Regions from separate parts of the Homo sapiens genome. Here region 1 is linked to region 2. A link is a loop called in an ENCODE intact Hi-C map of the cell type or tissue named here. Cell type or tissue: PC-3. All regions are shown on one strand. Links, peaks and the distances in the headings refer to the core of each region. The heading gives the core; the rest is flanking DNA. Region 1 overlaps FRMD5 (FERM domain containing 5). Region 2 overlaps FRMD5 (FERM domain containing 5).

Region 1 (4,404 bases), core at 93-4,092, 55 kb after region 2:
ACCACGCCCAACCAACTGTTGTATTTTTAGTAGAGACGGGGTTTCACCATATTGGCCAGGCTGGCCTCAAACTCCTGATCTCAAGTGATCCACCCACCTCAGCCTCCCAAAGTGCTGGGATTACAGGCGTGGGCCACCTTGCCCAGCCCGTATAAATAATTTTAACTATAAATAGAGGCCAAAGATTGTGCTTTAAAAAGTAAGGCAAAGTTGAGGATTTTTTAGTAGCTTTTAGTATTCTAAACATCCCTTAAAACATGTGAGTCCAATGTTTGAGGTTCACACATTTGACTTTTTTATGTGTTTCCAGGAACATATATATGATCTAAGAAAGTTGAGGAATACCTATTAGACCCAGATAGGCTTCTGTTGCTTATGAACATAAATCTCATCTCTACCCTGTCATTTGGAAGTATGAAAATAGGATTTGATATGCATCTTGACTTACACCCATTATATGTTTGGTGCTGTAATACACATCAGGAATGTATCTTTTTAATTGTCTCTTCTACTCTAGTACCAGCTACTTGGAAAACTGAGGCAGGAGGACTGCTCCAGCTCAAGAGTTCATGACCAGCCTGAGCAACATAGAGAGATTTTGTCCCAAAATATATATATATAAAAATGCAAAAATAAACTGCCCCTTCTAGATACATAAGAAACTAGTTAACAGTAGTTTTTCTGAACAGGCAAGCTGGGAATTGGAGGTCAGGGATGAGACAAAGATCAGTTTTTCATACTACATCCTTTCTCTCTGTCATTAAAAATAGGTCAACCTTCTCAAATAAAAAAGGCATTATGATTACAAGCTACATATCATATTAAATACATACAATAATTTTTACCTGTATTATTTTATGAGAGCTAAAATCCAGACACCTTCAGATATGTTTAATTCCTACTTCTCTAGAGGAAGCCTCCTTTCTTCATGAAAAGTAAAGCATACTTTATGTCAATGAACACTTATCTTCAAAAATTTTATCCAATGTCCAAATGTTCAAGAGTAATCAATCAGTATCAATGCAGGCAATATTCTATATTTGTAATCTACCTGTGAGGTCCTCTCACATTAGGAACTGGACCTTCAGACTGCTCTTTAAATAACTTTGGGTCATGTGATTATATGAAAAGCCTAATAGATGTCTAAATTATTAGTACCACTGTAGTATCCTACAGGTAGTAGTATTCACATAATACTTCATATAATTCATAATGACGACTTAAAAAGTCCTAAGCAGGTAAATCACACTATCAAGCAATTAATTGTTCAATGTGCTAAAACAGAAATTTCTAAATGTGTTGTGTGAAAAACAACTATTGCTAAGTCATTTATATCATAAACTGTAAATAAAAAATACCACTAGCTCTATGGTATGCAAATGTACAATCTGATTTCACTTTAAGTTTGTCTCACTTCCTTTCTTCACTAGACTCCAAATAAGAAAATGAAAGAGTACAATTCAGGAGATGAAAGAAAAGGAAAATCCAGGAAATTCAATCAGATCTACATGACTCATGTTGTGTCAACTGCAAATTTCTGATTTCAAACTTAAAAAAAAAGAAACTTCAAGGACCCTTCAAATTATGTTCAAGTCATATGCCTGATGAGACAATTGAATCACATTACTGGACTACATTTTTTCCCCTTGATTCAATCTCTTGCTGCCACAAATATGTTTGTTCAGTGTAAATGGAGTGATAAAGATTGACCTTTCTAGTTGAGCATCTGGCGGAACTGGATTTTAAATAGTATGCTTAGGATTTTACTTCACTTGATTTAAGGCAAAAGAAGTGACATAAAAGTCCATGGATAATAGATCCATATATCTAATTTTAATTCTAGGAATTTTAGAGCCTCTGTCTCACCCTCTTTGACAAATTCAGCATCTCACACCAGGATGAGGTATAACCACAAGAGAAACATTAAACTACTACTGTGAGAACTTAGTAGCAGTTCTACTTTTAAGAATTGTTCCCATCTATTTTCTGTTCTAAAGAAAGGAGAAAAAATAGAACAGAAGGGAGAAAAAAATTGTTGTGACCTTAAGCCCTGTCTAGTACCTTGACTCATTCCAATGTCTTTTCACTGATTTTCTATCCAATAGCACCAAAATAATAAGACTTCCAGTTCCTTCTTTCTTTTGTACCTCATAACCTGACAAATAAAACAGTCTTGGAAACTGTTCTGGATATTTAAGACCACATATATTTTCAGCTTTTTGTAAAATTTTTACTCTTCCTAATATTTGTCACCTTATCCTAATTACTGTATACTCATGACCCAACCCATTACTAAAATTATAAACATAGAAGATTATGTGCAACTGCTGAGAAATTACATACTCAAAGCAGCCCTCAAAAACAAATTTCCATGAATACCTAATGTAAAGAAGAGCCTACATTTACGAAATTTCTTTTAGACCTGCTACCTGATTTCCATTCAATGCTAGCATGTGATCAAGAGCTAATTTGCATAGCTGATAGGAAGCTGAGTCCAGTCATTTATTCACAGCAGGCATAGTGCTAGAAGCTAAGGATGCAGAGATAAAAGACTCAGTCAGACTCTTCATTCAAAGACCTCAAAGTCTAGTGGAAGAAAGAGCCACACATACCTACAATCACAATATCATGGGCAAGTATCATGGCAGGAGTATGCCCAGCATGGCATAGGAAGACAAAAAAAATGAGCACCTAACTCAAGTCTGAAAAGACTGGGAAAATCTTCTCAGACAATGTAGCACTAGAACCAAGCCTAGAGAGATCCTTAGGAGGAACAGGGATGGGAGCAGAGGAACAGGGCATTCTATTCAGAGGAAAAAGACACACATGTTCTGTTTGGGATGATGAAAACATTCTGGAAATAGAGAGTGGTGTTTGTTACACAAATCTCTATTGGTGTACCTAATGTCACTGAATTATACACTTAAAATGATAAATTTTATGTGTATTTTACCATACACACACGTTTGGGAGGGTAGAAACACCACATAAGGTATCTGTGGAGGAGACTGAGTGGCAAGAGAAAGGACTGAGATGCAACAGGGCTAGACCATAAAGGGCTTTGTATTCCATGGTAAAGGAGTACGGAGGCTAAACCAGGGTGGAAGAAAGACTGGAAGGGGCAGGAATGATTAGGAGGCTACTGATATCTCCAGATGAGAAATTAAGGTCTAAATTCTGAGAGGCAGTGAGACAAAAGGAATGAATTGACTTCCAAGACAGCAAGAAAGAAGAATGAAGGGATCTTGGAGCCTAAAGTTAAGGAACAAGAGGAGTTTAAGATGCCTCTCAGGTTTTGTGCTTGAGCAATCAAGCAGATGACACTGCCAAGTCACCTAGAGAATGAAAATAGGAGAAGCATCAGGTTGGATCAGGAAGCATTGGTAATTCTTGCTTTGATCTGCCAAGTTTGAAAGCTTGTGGACAAAGGATAAAGATTAGCAGTTAGAGGAGTTGCTTCATTTCTTAAGTGGATCTGTGGACTTTGTGCTGCTTCAAGGCCCAGGCAACAAATAGCAGCTGAGATTTAAGGAGGAAGCCATTTTTCATACCTTTAAATAGAATCCAGCACTATCACCCAGACAATCAGGGGCTATGACAGGCTCAGGGGGTAGCTTCTCTCGCAAGGTCCCGAGGTTCTCAGTAGTACCTTCAGTGAGGCTCCTCAAGTGGCAGCATCTATCATCAAGGGTGAGCCAAAGATGAATAAGTAGCATGGCTGACCCTTCACGGTAGCCACTGCTGACATTTAGTTCTCATAGAAATAACTGGGGAAGTGCCAGGCACAGTGGCTCACGCCCATAATCCCAGCACTTTGGGAGGCTGAGGTGGGCAGATCACTTGAGGTCAGGAGTTTGAGGCCAGCCTGGCCAACATGGTTAAACCCTGTCTCTACTAAAAATACAAAAATTAGCTGGGCGTGGTGCCACTTGCACCTGTAGTCCCAGCTACTCAGGAGGCTGAGGCAGGAGAATCACTTGAACCCGGGAAGCAGAGGTTGCAGTGAGCCGAGATGGCGCCACTGCACCCAGCCTGGGCAACAGAGTGAGACTCCATCTCAAAAAATAAATAAATAAATAACTGGGAAAGTTTTGCAGGATAGAACAGAACCTGAAAGGTGGGGAGGAGAGGGACGGATAAGTTGTAATCATTTTGAAATGCAAATGGAACCTCTTGTATGATTCCAGATTACTAAAGCCTACAGCTTACCAGTTTATAAACATTTTAGCAAAAGCAAAACATTGCTCATACTGTTTGTATACTGCTTTATTGTAATTAACAATATGGTGAGCATCTTCCTGTATTATAACATTCTTCTATAACTTCATGTTTAAAGCTAAATAGTATCTGATTATATATCATGATTTATTCAACCACCTATTGTTGGATGCTTAAGTTTGAAGA
Region 2 (4,404 bases), core at 74-4,073:
CCGAGATCGCGCCACTGCACTCCAGCCTGGGCAACCAAGTGATACTCCATCTCAAAAAAAAAAACAACAAACAAACAGAAAAGAAAAAAGAAAAGAAGGAAATAAACTAGTCTTTCCCACTCTGTGATGCCAGGGTGGAGAAGTCAGCTTTGTGGCCTGGCAGCTATTCACATGATTCTGAGGGGCTTTCCCCCAGAAAGAATATAAAGCAAGCTTGTGGATAGCAGGCAGGGTATGAAATCAAACCAAATCAAGTACAAATGTCACAAGATACACATCTTTCCCAAAATGTAGGCATAGTAGAGTATCTTAAACACTGTAAAACAATACTAACTCCATAGCCTCATTAACTAACCTACTTACTATGTATTTCTTGTTGCTAATTCCCTTGGGTGCCTCTGGATTCCAGGCCTCTTACAGATGATTCTGAAACTCCTATGAAGGTGAAAATAGACTTATCATGAAAGCTGGTAAGCCTGCTTCTTTTGGATCTTTTCTATAAATGACAATGAATGTACTTGTTCCCAAGGTGAGGATGAACAAACATAAGATGATGAGTACTGTTGTTACTTCACAAGTAGATACATTCCAGGTCCTAGGCAACTTTTACTATATTTTGCAGATTACTCTTAGTTCTTTCTAAATCTCTAGGGATGGAGCCTGTTACTAAAGGAAAGGTGGTTATGACATTGTTTCCTCTGAGAATGATGCCTGAACCAACTCTATCAGAAACACCTGGGTGCTTTTCAAAAACACAGATTCCTGGGCCCAACTTTAAGACAGTTTAAATCACAGATTTGGAGGTGTTCCAGAAATCTATTTTAAACCGCTACCAAAGTCTAGAAACTCTGGCTTAAGGTATTGCAGGGTTGAAAAGCTTTGGACTATTGACTAGTTGAAAGCCATGTAATTTATTCTTATGGTGACTGCCGTATCACACTCAATGGCAGAAGCAGTCCACTTGGCACCATTATCCATTCTTTGCATACCTTTAACCTCTTGGACATATCCACTCCCCTGGACCACAAGGTCTAAATACAAACCAGATGCAGTTGATCATGCACTGGCATGTAGAACCTTCAGAGAATACTCTGATTAGAGAATGTGAGGAATGTGTAGTTCAATGCAAGAAACAAAGATGAATCAGCTGAAAGGTAAGAAGTAAGCCTGGATGCTACAGTGTGAAAAATATAGTCAAATCCAACAAGCATCAGTTGAGTTCCACTCAAGGAAAGATTGAGTTCTGAGAAGGAAGGAGTTGTCAGGAATATTATCACATAAAGTTAAGTCAAAAGAGGACAGAAGGTTTTGGCATGAAGGAGGTCCTCAATCTAAGAATGTACTTCTGGTAAACGGATCTGACAAATCAATGGAAATAAAAGCTAATTGAAACAGGGCTGTGGAGAAATCAGGGTATGGAAATGAAGATCTCACAAACAGACTACTCTTCCATAGGAAAAGGAAAGAAAGAAATTGTCCTAGCTTGGAATTAAATATAGTGTTTGTTTGAAGATGGGAGGCTTTTCAGGAGTTCCCAAGCAGACTTTCATTCTGCCTGCAGAACAAAAGGGTAAGGGCTCAAAAGCTACCATGTAAGAGTTCAAAAAGCCTCCCAGTCCACAGCCTACCCAAACCACTAACCAAATGGATGGTCAGAGTTGGACCTAAGGTCTCACTGACTCACTTGGGAATCACTTAGACAAGCAACAGTATAACAAAACTGGCTGGACTCCCAGCTGTTCACTGTGTGTGCCTGAATGAGTAAACAAATCAGAAAGGCTCACTAGTCACAGCCTTCTGCTCTGAGGCTTGGAGACCTAAAAGGAATGAAAAGGGGAAATTGATAAAAGGAGATGACAGCTTTGGAACAAAAGCCTTGCCTACACTCATAACCTTGGGTACTAGGAGAGGGAAAGGAAGGAATTCCAAAAGTCATGGTAGGGAGATTTTCCTCCTATTATTCAAAGAAAGGAGGACACACATGGTCAATTAGGAAGAAAAACCTCTTTGTGCCTGATACATTGGATGCATTGTCCTCATGCCATTTGCCCTAATGTAAGAATAGTCTTGGGAACACAGCCAGCATGAGTGTCCACTTGACTCATTAGCTGCAACAGTACCAGTCTCTGAGAACTTGTCAGGTCAGTATAGAAGGAGCTCTGTCAGAATCCAAAGTTTCTCCAGAAAGAAGGAAGAAGGAATTAAATATTAATAAAATGGTAAAAGATATAGAGGATTTTTACCTTCAAAGGAAAAAATCATTCTATTCAAATTAGGAAGGAGTTTTATGGAATAGTTTTGATTAGACATATACTGGTAAAATGTAGTCTTTGGCGTTTTACCTTCCCTCACAACATGTATTTTCAAAGTTTTCAATATTCAAGTTATCACTCTAACTGTTGAAATACAGATAGATCAAACAGCTTTATAGAGGGATAACTCATATGCCATACAATTCATCTATTTAAAGTGTATAATTCAGTGGGTTTTGGTACATACATAAGGTTGTGCGACCTTTGCCATAATCAACTTTAGAACATTTTCATCACCCCAAAAAGAAATCCTCCCATATCCATTAGCAAGCAATCATTCCCCATTTCCCAACTTCCTTCTTCCCCAGTCTTGGAAAACCATTAATCTACTTTCTGTCTCCATGGATTTGCCTATGCAGTTATGCAGCTCATACAACATTTTGGTCAACAATGGATCTCATATATGACAGTGGTCCCATAAGACTAAAAGGAAGCTGAAAATTCTTATTGCCTAGTGGTGTCATAGCCATCATAATGTAATGCGTTACTCATATGTTTGTGATGATGCTGGTGTAAACAAACCTACTGCAATGCCAGTCATATAAAAGCATAGCACATATAATTATGTACAGTAAATAACACTTGATAATAGCAATGACTATTACTGTTTTATGTATTATTATACTATACTTTTTATCATTAACCATGTGTGTTATTTCCCCTGAAGACCTTCCAGTGGGACAAGATATGGAGATTGAAGACAGTGATAATGATGATCCTGACCTTGTGTACGCCCAGGTTAATGTGTGTTTGCCTTAGTTTTTAACAAAGTTTAAAAAGTAAAAATAAATTTTAAATAGCGAAAAGCTTATAGAATATTTTTAAATGTTTTTGTACAACTGTGCAATGTGTTTATATTTTAAGCTAGGTGTTATTATAAAAGAATCAAAAAGTATAAATATTCTAAAAGTTCATGAAGTTACAGTAAGCTGAGCTTAATTTGTTATTGAAGAAAAAAATTTTTACATAAATTTAGTGTAGCTTAAGTGTACAGTGTTTATTAAATCCATAGTAGTGTACATCAATGTCTGAGACCTTCATATTCATTCACCACTCACTCACTGATTCATCCAGAGCAACTTCTAGTCCTGCAAGCTCTATTCATGGTAAGTGTCCCATATAGGTGTACCATTTTTAATGTTTCATACGTTAAAGATGTTTGATGTTTTACTGTACTTTTTTATGTTTAGATACCCAAATACTTACCATTGTGTCCCAACTGCCTATAGTATTCAGTACAGTAACATGCTATACAGGTTTGTAGCCTAAGAGCAATAGGCTATACCACATAACCTGGGTAGTATATATAGTAGGCTATGCCATCTAGGGTTGTGTACACTCTATGATGTTCACACAACAAAATCACCCTATTCTCAGAACATACCCTGTTGTTAAGTAATGACACATGACTGTAACTGGAATCATACAATATGTAGTCTTCTCGATTGGTTTCTTTCATTTAACATAACGTTTTCGAGGCTCATCCATGTAGAAAACATATATTTCTTTTTATTGGCAATATTGCATTATATGGATATACCACACTTTATTTATTCATTTCTCAGCTGACAGATATTTGGGTTACTTCCACTTTTTGGCTATCATGAATAATGCTGATAAAACTTTCATAGTAGTACCATACATGGTAGTAAAGAGCCTATATCACTCAAATTCTTTTCTTTTTTTTTTTTTTTTGAGACAGGGTCTCACCCAGGCTGGAGTGCAGTGGCACAGTTACAACTCACTGCAGCCTCGATGTCCCAGGCTCAAGTGATCTTCTCACCTCAGCCTCTTGAGTAGCTGGGACCACAAGCGCGCAACACCTCGCCCAGCTAATTTTTGTATTTTTTGTAGAAACAGGGTTTTGCCATGTTGCCTAGGCTGGTGTCTAACTCATGGGCTCAAGTAATACACCTGCCTCAGCCTCCCAAAGTGCTGAGATTACAAGTGTGAGCCACTGTGCCCAGCTCAAATTATTTCAAAGGTGTGGAAGGCAAAATTTCTTTAAAACACCTGTGCTATTCAAGGTGCCATCCTAGAAGCAGAGTGACCAAGGCGCTAACTTACTGATCTTGAACTTCCCAGACTGTGG

What was found. Peaks named below come from ENCODE experiments on the same cell type or tissue, not always from the same donor. Only the 100,000 strongest peaks of a DNase experiment are listed, where the experiment ranks them.
Region 1: a loop joins it to region 2, with 2.3 times the contacts of the local background. A loop is called at or near these places in 3 of 110 quality-filtered maps.

Annotation. Positions count from the first base shown.
Region 1 is chr15:44,156,296-44,160,699 of GRCh38, forward strand. All of the region lies in intron 1 of FRMD5 (FERM domain containing 5), which reads right to left. Among named protein-coding and RNA genes, the nearest start is that of FRMD5, 37 kb to the right of the region's middle. In PC-3, for the core only: no CTCF peak of the experiment used is centred there; a DNase peak (open chromatin) is centred at 1,636; H3K4me3 peaks cover 1,506 bases; H3K27ac peaks cover 3,436 bases.
Region 2 is chr15:44,101,096-44,105,499 of GRCh38, forward strand. All of the region lies in intron 1 of FRMD5 (FERM domain containing 5), which reads right to left. Among named protein-coding and RNA genes, the nearest start is that of FRMD5, 92 kb to the right of the region's middle. In PC-3, for the core only: no CTCF peak of the experiment used is centred there; DNase peaks (open chromatin) are centred at 1,066, 1,706 and 2,066; H3K4me3 peaks cover 1,881 bases; H3K27ac peaks cover 3,596 bases.